Regions from separate parts of the Homo sapiens genome. Here region 1 is linked to region 2. The links are chromatin loops, found by intact Hi-C in ENCODE. Cell type or tissue: Calu3. All regions are shown on one strand. Each heading gives the region's core, and the rest is flanking DNA. Links, peaks and the distances in the headings are about the cores only.

The links. A loop is a pair of places that touch in the nucleus more often than their neighbours do. Peaks named below come from ENCODE experiments on the same cell type or tissue, not always from the same donor. Only the 100,000 strongest peaks of a DNase experiment are listed, where the experiment ranks them.
Region 1: it touches region 2 in a loop (2.4-fold over the local background); 2 of 110 quality-filtered maps call a loop at or near these places.

The regions. Positions count from the first base shown.
Region 1 is chr5:104,060,802-104,066,186 of GRCh38, forward strand. No RefSeq gene overlaps it. Among named protein-coding and RNA genes, the nearest start is that of NIHCOLE, 17 kb to the right of the region's middle. RefSeq lists an enhancer at 2,800-3,764. In Calu3, for the core only: no CTCF peak of the experiment used is centred there; DNase peaks (open chromatin) are centred at 1,880 and 2,170.
Region 2 is chr5:103,939,259-103,944,643 of GRCh38, forward strand. It overlaps a transcript of LOC105379107 not described here. Among named protein-coding and RNA genes, the nearest start is that of NIHCOLE, 140 kb to the right of the region's middle. In Calu3, for the core only: no CTCF peak of the experiment used is centred there; no DNase peak of the experiment used is centred there.

The DNA of each region.
Region 1 (5,385 bases), core at 248-5,247, 120 kb after region 2:
CTTTTTCTGGTAATTCAGAGATTGCTTCTTGGTTTAGATCCATTGCTGGTGACCTAGTGTGATCTTTTGGTGGTACTAAAGAATTTTGCTTTTTTATATTACCAGAATTGTTTTTCTGGTTCTTTCTCATTTGGGTAGACTGTGTCAGAGGAAAGACCTGGGTCTCAACACACTGCTGTTCAGATATTTTTTTCCACAGGGTGATCCCTTGATGTGGTATTCTCTCTCTTCCCTTAGGGATGGGGCTTCCTGAGAGCTGGAATACAGTTATTGTTATTGCTCTTCTGGGTCTAGCCTCTCCACAGAGCTACTGGGCTCTGGGCTGGTACTGGGAAGTGTCTGCACAGAGTCTTGTGACGCAATTCATCTTCAGGTCTCTCAGCAATGGATACCAGCACCTGCTTCAGTGAAGGTAACAAGGGAGTAAAGTGGACTCTGTGAGGGTCCTTGGTTACAGTTTTTTTTAGCGTGCTGATTCTTGAATGCTTGTTGTGCTAGCAGTGAAGCTGTCTTGTGGACAGACGCAAGACCTCTGGTTAGCCAGGATGTTACAGGCGGTGGAATTAACTGTTGTTTTCTCTCTTCTTGGAGCAGGTTTATTCTTGTATTAATTGCTGTAATGACTTGAGTTGGTTGGCCTCCAGTCAGGAGGTGGCACTTTCAAGAGCGCATTAGTGGTAGTATAGGGGTATGGGAGCTAGCTCTAAGATCACCCGAATAAATATTTGAATTTCTCAGATGATGGGCAGGGCCATAGAACTCCCAAGAGATTATGTCTTGTGTCTTCAGCTACCAGAGCGGGTAGAGAAAGACCATTAGGTGGGGGCAGGGTTAGGTGTGTTTGAGCTCAGACTCTCCTTGGGTGAGGCTTGCTGCAGCCACTGTGGGGGATGAGGGTGTGGTTCTCAGCCTAATGGAGTTATGTTCCTGGGGGGATTATGGCTGCCTCTCCTGCATCATAGAGATCACCAGGGAAGTAGGTGAAAGCTGGCAGTGACAGGACTCACTCAGTTCCCATGTAGCCAGCAAGGCCAGTCTCACTCCCACCATACCCACCAACAGCACTGAGTTTATATCCAGGCAGCTGGTAAGGAGGACTGTGATCTTTCCCCAGGCTACGAGCATCCCTGCTGGGATTTCAGACCCTCCCTCTCCCCACCTGTCTTGACTTCTGTGCTCCTATCTGCACTTGTAATTCGTGCCTAGCCCGCCTCCCCCCACCCCTCACCCTGCCTGGATTCTGCCCAGGAAAATCTGTGCTCAATTGAAATTATTACAAAGTTCAGCTGGAAGTTTCCTTCTCCCTGTGGTCCTTCCCCAGTTTCACTGGCAGCCCTCCCCAAGGACCCGTGTGAGATAAAGTCAGAAATGGTTTCCCTGCCAACCAGGAGTGTCTATAGGGCTCTTCCCACTGCTTCTTCTACTTGTATATTTCCCTCAGCTCTCTAAATTTGTTTTGGCTCTAGGTAATGAAACTGCCTTTGCAAAATCATGACTGAGACAGTGAAAAAGGTCTAACTTAACTGACTCCATCTTGTTTCTAACCTCCAAGCTGTCCTTGTTCATTCCAAAGTTAGGCTGAACTAACTTTGGGAGAAATTTAATTTATAGTTTATAGTTTAAACAAAGACAGTAACAGCCCTTTCCCAAAGCAGACCTCCTTCTTGCCTGGGGACTAGATTGCCTTTGTAGGACTAACATTAGCCACAAGATTTGAAATTATGGTTTAGGAGTCATGCAGCTGGAGGCTACAAGATTCTGACCCTTTCTAAACTGCTCCTAAATTCAGTGCTTGAGATATTTTGCAGACTTGCACTTGATGGATTAGCTGGCATCACCCAGATCAATAAACTGGCTCACCTGATCTTGTGGCCCCACCCAACAACTGACTCAGTGCAAGAAGACAGCTTTAACTCCCCATGATTTCATATCTGACACCTGGCTCAGGAGTCAATCAATCAGCACTCCTGGCTCACTGGCTCCCCACAACCCACCAAGTTATCCTTAGAAACTCTGCTCCCTGAATGCTGGGGAGACTGATTTGAGTAATAATAAAACTCTGGTCTCCCACACAGCCGCCTCTGCGTGAATTACTCTTTCTCTATTACAATTCCCCTGTCTTGATGAATCAGCTCTGTCTAGGCAGCAGGCAAGGTGAACCCCGTGGGCGGTTACAGTAAGGTTAAATCTTTCTCCTGTGATCTGGATTTTCAGGTTCCCCAGTGAGGATGTGTGCTCGAGGTGGACTTTCCCCCCTCACACTTTGGCTACTCAGTTTTTTGGCCGTCTTATGGAGTTTGCAGTGACAAGCTGCCTCTTTCAAAGGGTCTGTGAATTCTTTCAGTTTTCCTGGTATGTTCCTGTGGTAGTTCTTCAGCAAATGTTTACAAAGGGAGTCTCTACACGCTGTTCTGTCTATCCGAGTGGGAACTGCAAGTTAGTACTGCCTCCTATCTGCCTTTTTTTCCTGTAAGTTATTTTTTGAGTAAATTTAGGTAATTTATATTTTTCTAAAAAATCTGTTTTATCCAGATTTTAAGGCTAATATGAATATGTTTTAGCGAAGGATTTTATTTCCCAATGTAACAGTTTTTCCATTTTTACTTTTAAACTAGCATTTTTTTTTTTTTATCTTTCCAGTCTCCTTTGTTTAACTAGTGGATTATCTAGTTTCTTTTCCAAAAAAAATCTTTTTTTTTCAAATATTCCTTAAGGTTTCAAATTTATTAATCTCTACTTTTTAAAATTAAATGATCTCTGCTTTCCTTACACTTCTTTGCATTTTCTAACTTCTTTAGATGAATGTTTAATTAATTTTTCAAGACTATATGTTTCATGCGTGTCCGTGTGAAGAGACCACCAAACAGGCTTTGTGTGAGCAACATGGCTGTTTATTTCACCTGGGTGCAGGCGGGCTGAGTCTGAAAAGAGAGTCAGCGAAGGCAGATAAGGGTGGGGCCGTTTTATAGGATTTGGGTAGGTAAAGGAAAATTACAGTCAAAGGGGGTTTGTTCTCTGGCGGGCAGGAGTGGGGGTCGCAAGGTGCTCAGTGGGGGTGCTTTTTGAGCCAGATGAGCCAGGAAAAGGACTTTCACAAGGTAATGTCATCACTTAAGGCAAGGACCGGCCATTTACACTTCTTTTGTGGTGGAACGTCATCAGTTAAGGTGGGGCAGGGCATTTTCACTTCTTTTGTGATTCTTCAGTTGCTTCAGGCCATCTGGGCATATACATGCAAGTCACAGGGGATGCGATGGCTTGGCTTGGGCTCAGAGGCCTGACATTCCTGCCTTCTTATATTAATAAGAAAAATAAAACAAAATAGTGTTGAAGTGTGGGGGCGGTGAAAATTTTTGGGGGGTGGTATGTATGGAGAGAGAGAATGGGTGATGTTTCTCAGGGCTGCTTCGAGCTGGATTGGGGCGGCGTGGGAACGTAGAGTGGGAGAGATTAAGCTGAAGGAAGATTTTGTGGTAAGGGGTGATACTATGGGGTTTTTAGGAGAAACATTTGTCGTGTAGAGTTATTGGTGATGGCCTGGATACGGTTTTGTATAAATTGAAAAACTAAATGGAATAAGAGAAGGAGAAAAACAGCTATAAAAGGCCTAAGAATTGGGAGGAGCCAGGACATCTGATTAGAGAGTGCCTAAGGAGATTCAGCATAGTCCTGCCAGCAAAGATTATTTATTTACTTCAAGAATTTAGAGTGGCGGTTTGGGGATAGCACCAGGAGATATTAGCTGTGATGGCTTGGAGAAACAGTGTAAACAAGAGCAGAGCAAGTATGAGTAGTTGAGAACGGTGAATAGGAGTATGACTAGACAGAAGATAGTAGGGATGACAAGTTTTTTGGGGCACAGTCTAAGTTGGTCTGGTGTCTGGAATGAGACTGGGGCCTAATAAAAGGGAACGTCTATACAGGAGCTTAAATGGGCTGTACCTTGTAGCATTCCAAGGATAGGCCTGAATTCTGAGAAGCGAAAGTGGTAAAAGTATCGTCCAGTCCTTTTTAAGTTGGTGGCTGAGCTTGGTGAGGTGTGTTTTTAAAAGACCATTAGTCTGTTCTACTTTTCCTGAAGACTGAGGACTATAAGGAATATAAAGGTTTCACTGAATACTAAGAACCTGAAAAACTGCTTGGCTGATTTGACTCATAAAGGCTGGTCTGTTATCAGACTGTATAGAGGTGGGAAGGCTAAACTGAAGAATTATGTCTGACAGAAGGGTAGAAATGACTGTGGTGGCCTTCTCAGACCTTGTAGGAAAGGCCTCTACCCATCTAGTGAAAGTGTCTACTTAGACTAAGAGATATTTTAGTTTTCTGACTCAAGGCATGTGAGTAAAGTCAATTTGCCAGTCCTGGGCAGGGACAAATCCCTGAGCTTGATGTGTAGAAAAGGGAGGGGGCCTGAACAATCCATGAGGGGTAGTAGAATAGCAGATGAAACACTGAGAAGTGATCTCCTTCAGGATAGATTTCCGTGATGGAAAGGAAATGAGAGGTTCTAAGAGATGGGCTAGTGGCTTGTAACCTACATGGAAGAGGTTATGAAATGACGACAGAATAGAATGGGCCTTGAGGCTGGAAGGAGATATTTTCCTTGGTCTAAGAACTATTTGCCTTGTGTGGGAAGAGATTGATAGGTGGAAGTTTCAGCAGGGGAGTAGGTGGGAGTGACCAATGTGAAGGAGAAAAACTGGCCGTGAGGGACAGAAGTTGGAGGGCTAGCTGCTTGTCTAGCCACCTTATCAGTATAAGGGTTGCCTAGAGCAATGGGATCTTACGCCTTTTGATGCCCCTTGCAGTGAATGACCCCAGCTTCCTTTGGAAGTAAAGCGGCCTTGAGTAGAGTTTTTATTAAAGAGACATTAATGATGGAGGACCCTTGTGTAGTGAGAAAACCTCTTTCAGCCCATATGACCGCATGGTGGTGCAGAATATGAAAGACATATTTAGAATCAGTATAGATATCAATGCATAGTCCTTTTGCAAGAGTGAGGGCTTGAGTTAAGGCAACTAGTTCGGCTTGCTGAGAGGTAGTGGAGGGGGGCAGAGCGGTAGCCTCAATGAATGATGTGGAAGATACTATAGCATAGCCTGCCTTTGCTGGTGAGTGGCGATTAGGCCTGGTGGAACTGCCATCAATAAACCAAGTGTGATCAGGGTGAGAAACAGGGAAGAAGGAAATGTGGGGAAATGGGATGAACATCAGGTGGATCAGAGAGATGCAGTCATGAGGGTCAGGTGTGGTATCCAGAATAATGTGGGAGGCCGGATTGAAGTCTGGGCCAGGAACAACGGTGATTGTGGGAGACTCAACAAAGAGTGAGTACAGCTGAAGGAGCCGGGAAGCAGAAAGCATATGCGTCAGGTGTGAGGAAG
Region 2 (5,385 bases), core at 313-5,312:
ATAATCTGTGTCGACCATAAGCATTAATCTTATTTAGAAAGTCAAGCTGAACTTTGTCAAACAAGAAAGGTTTAGGAAAAAAAAGTTTACTTTAAGCCTATACAGAAGTATCAAAACACAGAGGTTCATCTTAGAATTTCTCCCACTGAGGCAGCAGATATGGCCATTCATAACAAAGACCTTGTCTTTTGTTCTTTCTGATATTATTCCACATTGAGATAAACATGTGATAGGTGAGCTTTTCACAGGAAAACTGGGAGATCTACTCATGCTACCCTGCGTGGAAATGATTTTTTTAATTATATGAAACAGTAAGTTGAAGGTAATATTTATAAATAAAAATCTCTAAATATTTAGAGATGATTTAGAGATATTATCTCCAACTTCGTAAGCATTTCAAGTAACTTTAAATTTTAATTGAATTTCACTGAATTACTAAATCTAGAAATAATTCTAAGGAGATATTGACCAAAACTAGACGTAGTCTGGCTCTGTCACCCAGGCTGGAGTGCCGTGGCATGATCTTGGCTCACTGCAACCTCCGCCTCCCGGGTTCAAGCAATTCTCTGCCTCAGCCTGCCGAGTAGCTGGGATTACAGGCACCCGCCGCCACGCCCAGCTAATTTTTTTTGTATTTTCAGTAGAGACGGGGTTTCACCATCTTGGCCAGGCTGGTCTTGAACTCCTGACCTCGTGATCCACTCGCCTCGACCTCCCAAAGTGCTGGGATTACAGGCGTGAGCCACCATGCCTAGCCTCCTCTTTTCTTTTCTAAAGGTCTGTAAGTGAAGGCTGTGAGTTTGAGGACTTCTCTGTAGTATAATGGTTGGCAGAAAATCAAGCTTTGGTGCTTGGAACCTAAATACAAATTTTCTGGTATTAAGAATACTTTATTTTTAAAACTTTTACCAACTGCTATAGTAAACTGATATTTGTATCCATGTAAATAAACATATATAAACATACAAATATACATAAATAATTCTATTGTTTTATAAATATAACAATTTCGCTGTTATATAAATATATGAACATAAACATGTTTATTTACACAGATAAAAATAGTTTACTCTATATAGTTTATATATATAAAAACTATAAACTGATGTGTATCAGTTTGCTATATATTAGTATTTACATGTGTATAAATATTGGTTTATCATAGCACTTGTGTGTGTGTATCTATCTACTTGTTGTTTCCTTGTCTTTATACATTTTTCAAATGTGGAAAGAGAAGGATAAGAGAAAGCATATAGTAGCAGGCAAATAAAGGCTAAAATTCTTAGTATTCTTAGTATTTAAGTTTTAATAAATTAATAACTAACCTGCCTTTCAGCTTTAACACCCTGCTGTGAACAAAGCTAAAATCTATATTTGAATGTTTGCCCTAGTTGTATTTCGCTTGGGTAGAGGGGTGTGATTGCTAAGCATTGCCCTAAAAGGCTTAGAAATTTCTGATGCTAGTCTCATATTGTGTCTATTTAACCAAACTTTTTGTGTCTTGACCTTAACAAATAAAGAATACAAGGTATTAATATGGTTCAAGATGGATGTTGTATATGTGAGAATTCATAATACTAATTTCTATATTTGTATCCACATTTGAAAACATCAATAATGCAATATTAAAAGAAGCAACATGGCCAAGAAATATTGATGGATAAAAGAATAAGATGAAACTGAAACTCAAACATGACATCTCGCTCTATTGACATAAAAATATACCCCAATATATAAACCCTTTCCTCAGAGTATATCCTTCTTATCATTCCCTTTCAACCCAGAAACTTTTTCCAAACAAATAGAGTTCAATTTTTCCCACCACTAAATACTTTGGTAATATTAGAATTGAGAGATTTTGGCAACTGTCAAGAATTTTGCTCTTTCAAAGAGTATTCACTCTCGCCTTGTCAATTTCAGCATGGGAATGCTGTTTTTCTCAGGCTTTTATATAATATGGTTTTATGTGTGTATACAAGTGACTTTTTAATGTTAGAGTATCAGAATTCTATTAAAATAGTTCTATTCTGGCTCTAAAAGATCTTGGATGAATTAACATGGGGATCATTTATGTAGGCAATATTCATTATTCTTATTTAGAAAGTCGTATTTGCTGATGGCCATGAAAGGGTTTTATTTTGATTCTGAATTTTCAGTTGGCAACTAAATCAAAAACCCATTTTCAATAACTGCTAGTAAATAGCTCACATATTTCTATGCTTCATTTTCTTCAGTTTACCTATAAAGTTTAAGTGTGATAAAGCTGCAGAATAATCTCTTGCAAAGGGCATCAGGAGACACCTAGTTTATATTTTCTTATCATCACCTCACGTTTCTCACTAAATACAGCATTGTCTTTATCTTCTAATCTCTAGTCGTAAACTCCTTCATTAAAACCTGAGGGGAATTGTACTAGTAAACATGATGAATTGAGAAGTGTCTTTGAAAGCTGTAGTCTAGTGAATAACTCCAGCAGCAGGCGAATACTTTGTAATAAATTTGAAAATACTTTAACTGTGGAACATACTACCATCTGCTTTCAGTGTTTTTTTAAGGTTTGGAATCTATAAGGTTTTAAAATAGAAAAGAAGAATGTCACAGAAAAAAAATTTTGGCAGTCCCAGTGGTAATCCCTGTACTACGTTTAGTGCCACATGTCGAAAGACACTAATGCCAAACTGCCTATTGTGGCAAGATGTACATTTTTCCTATTTGTTGGAGTCCCCCTTAGAATTAATACTATTTTTTCTTTATCAGAATAGGGAACAGATCCAATTTACTAAAATATAGAATGAAGTTGAAACAGTAATATGTTTTGAAGATATGAACTAGCTAGTTCAATATTTCTTGATGAACACATTGGTAAATTGATTCACAAGCCTAATTACCCTGCCGTTTAAGATCTTTCAACATATAGCGATTCTGGACCAAGAAGCGAGTGGCCATTTTTCATATCAAACACAATATAGTGACATTAATTTTGCTCTCTCTCCATCAGCGCATTAATTCTGTCAGATCTGGTATTAAGGCTTGTAAATAGAAGCCTCAGAATTTTCGGTAAAAAATAGGTAATCTAAAAAACACACTATAAATTACATCTCAATTTTGGGTTAAAGGCAAAATGCCTAGAAAACTCTTAAGCAAAATTTAAAAAATTGATTATGCTCTTGAAAATAATTTTTATTATTCAAGGAAAATATCTTCTTATAAATTCTAAATTTTGGCACTGATCTCTGGGAAAAATGTAAGAAACAATTTGAAGAAAACCAGAATAATCATTTTCACATAATTTTCTAACAAATATACAGAGAGGGATAACAGCAACTTTAGACCAAACAGGATACCAAAATCTAAAACTATCAAATAAGAACATCCTACGACGTCAAAGTAATGTATACCTAATTGTTTTAAGTTAAAATAATACTTAGCATCTTTTAGAATTCTCAATCTTGGGAGACAGACATGTTCAGGTTTGTAATATTCATTGTATGATATTTCTACACACCACTAGAGGCCACACAACTCCAAAAATGAATGAATAATTACATGGCCTGCTAATCAAAGCCCGAAAGAAAATAGAAAGCTAAGTGGAAAGATTTACCATTGTCTGTATAGCAAGACTTTATATCACGGGCCTTTCCCTGGAAGAGTTTAGATTGCCCTTGTGAAGCCACTAGAACTTGTAGACTTTTTACTGCCCTCTCTATTTGCAGCATATTCTTATTCTACCACCAGAATATATGAGATGTGTTTGCGTGCACAGCACATGAACAATGGAAAGAAATATACCTCTGAACCTTCTCAATATTCTAATAGAAAGTCATTAGAAAAAAATGTACATACAGTCATATAATTTAGAATGCTAAACATTTGCTTTCTTTCCTGTTAGAAATTTTAAATAACAACGTTTACTTTTGTAACAAAAATATGACATTCTCTGTGTCAAACTTTACATTATATCACACACAATTTTATAATAATTTGATAAACATCCATGGAAATGAGCTGCCTTCTTCCTCTACAAGCCCTTCGCCTCCCAGATGATCTAAGAATTAAGCGTGGGAATATGTGTTTCATTGCCAGTAAACAGACCAGTCTTCTGGATCTCTTCTTATGTCCTAAGTAAAATTAGATGTAGCATTTTCAGCCTGGTTTCTAAACGCTTTGTCTGCCAGCCGGCAGCTTGTCACTTTGAGCAGACTTAACCAATTCGTTTATTTCTCTGGTTCTTAGCTAGATTTGAATCAGGTGACGCTTTAATACCATCTCAGCAAAAATGTAAACTGTGACCTCTATGATGAGTAAGTATTGTCTGGGCTCTGGAAATTTATTTTGTGAAAAACTGGTAGCACCTGTGCTACGTTTTATGGAAGACATAATAATGTTAACTCGCATTTCACTAAGTGCCTTTACTCTGGGAACCTCTGACTGTTTTCCTGATGAAGAAGCGCAATTTTCCTTCTTTTTTACCTAGAGACAGTGTAAGACAGACAAGTTAAATGGCATTGTGATAGCAAACTAATATCTAAGGTAAAAGGTCCCAAGATTTTTAAACTATAACCTTTTACATTGACAATTCATAAAAGATGCTATTTCAGAATTAATAGATCAAAGTTCTAACGGCTTTCTCTAATATTCAGAACAATGTAGAGATTGCTCAGGGGATACAAAAATATCTAAAGGACAGTTCTTCCTTCCAAAAAGCTAACAATCTAGATATAAACCTAAAAATACATCTTCAATAACAATCCGACTACATCTGTTTGCAGTAATATATCAGAAAGAGTTAAAATACAAGGCTGGTCAAGGATATGAGGTTATCACCAGAAAAATAAGAAAACAGAGTGAATTCTTCTTAAAGAATAATTCAAAGCATATAATATTAAACCAAAAAAGAAATGTTTATCTTATATCATAGAAGTGAATACAATCTTCAATGAAGCTGAAAAATTATTACTATTTTTTCTTGAAACAAGATAGCTTCATGACAAATAAAAATGTTGCAAACAATAAAACATAGATAGAGTTTGGTGGGATTCTTTAAAGCATCATCAATATTTTAAAAATCAAAGGAGTTTAAAAAGAGGTATATTGATTATTTTTGTCATATAAATAATTTTAATGTAAGTATGTTTATATGTGTCTATACAAAGCCATCAAATATATCTATATTATATTTATAGAAAAAATCTATCACCAAAAAATGGTAGAGAAAATAATCAATAAATCCCAAAATGTAGATCTTTGTTTCAATAATATTAAAAAATAACTGTAAATTAATAAAAGCTTTAAATAATGCTAACCGTTAGTATTCACAAAAATTACCATGCAGAATAACCCTTACATGAAGATTTATATAACTTGAGAGATATTTAATGTTCATGC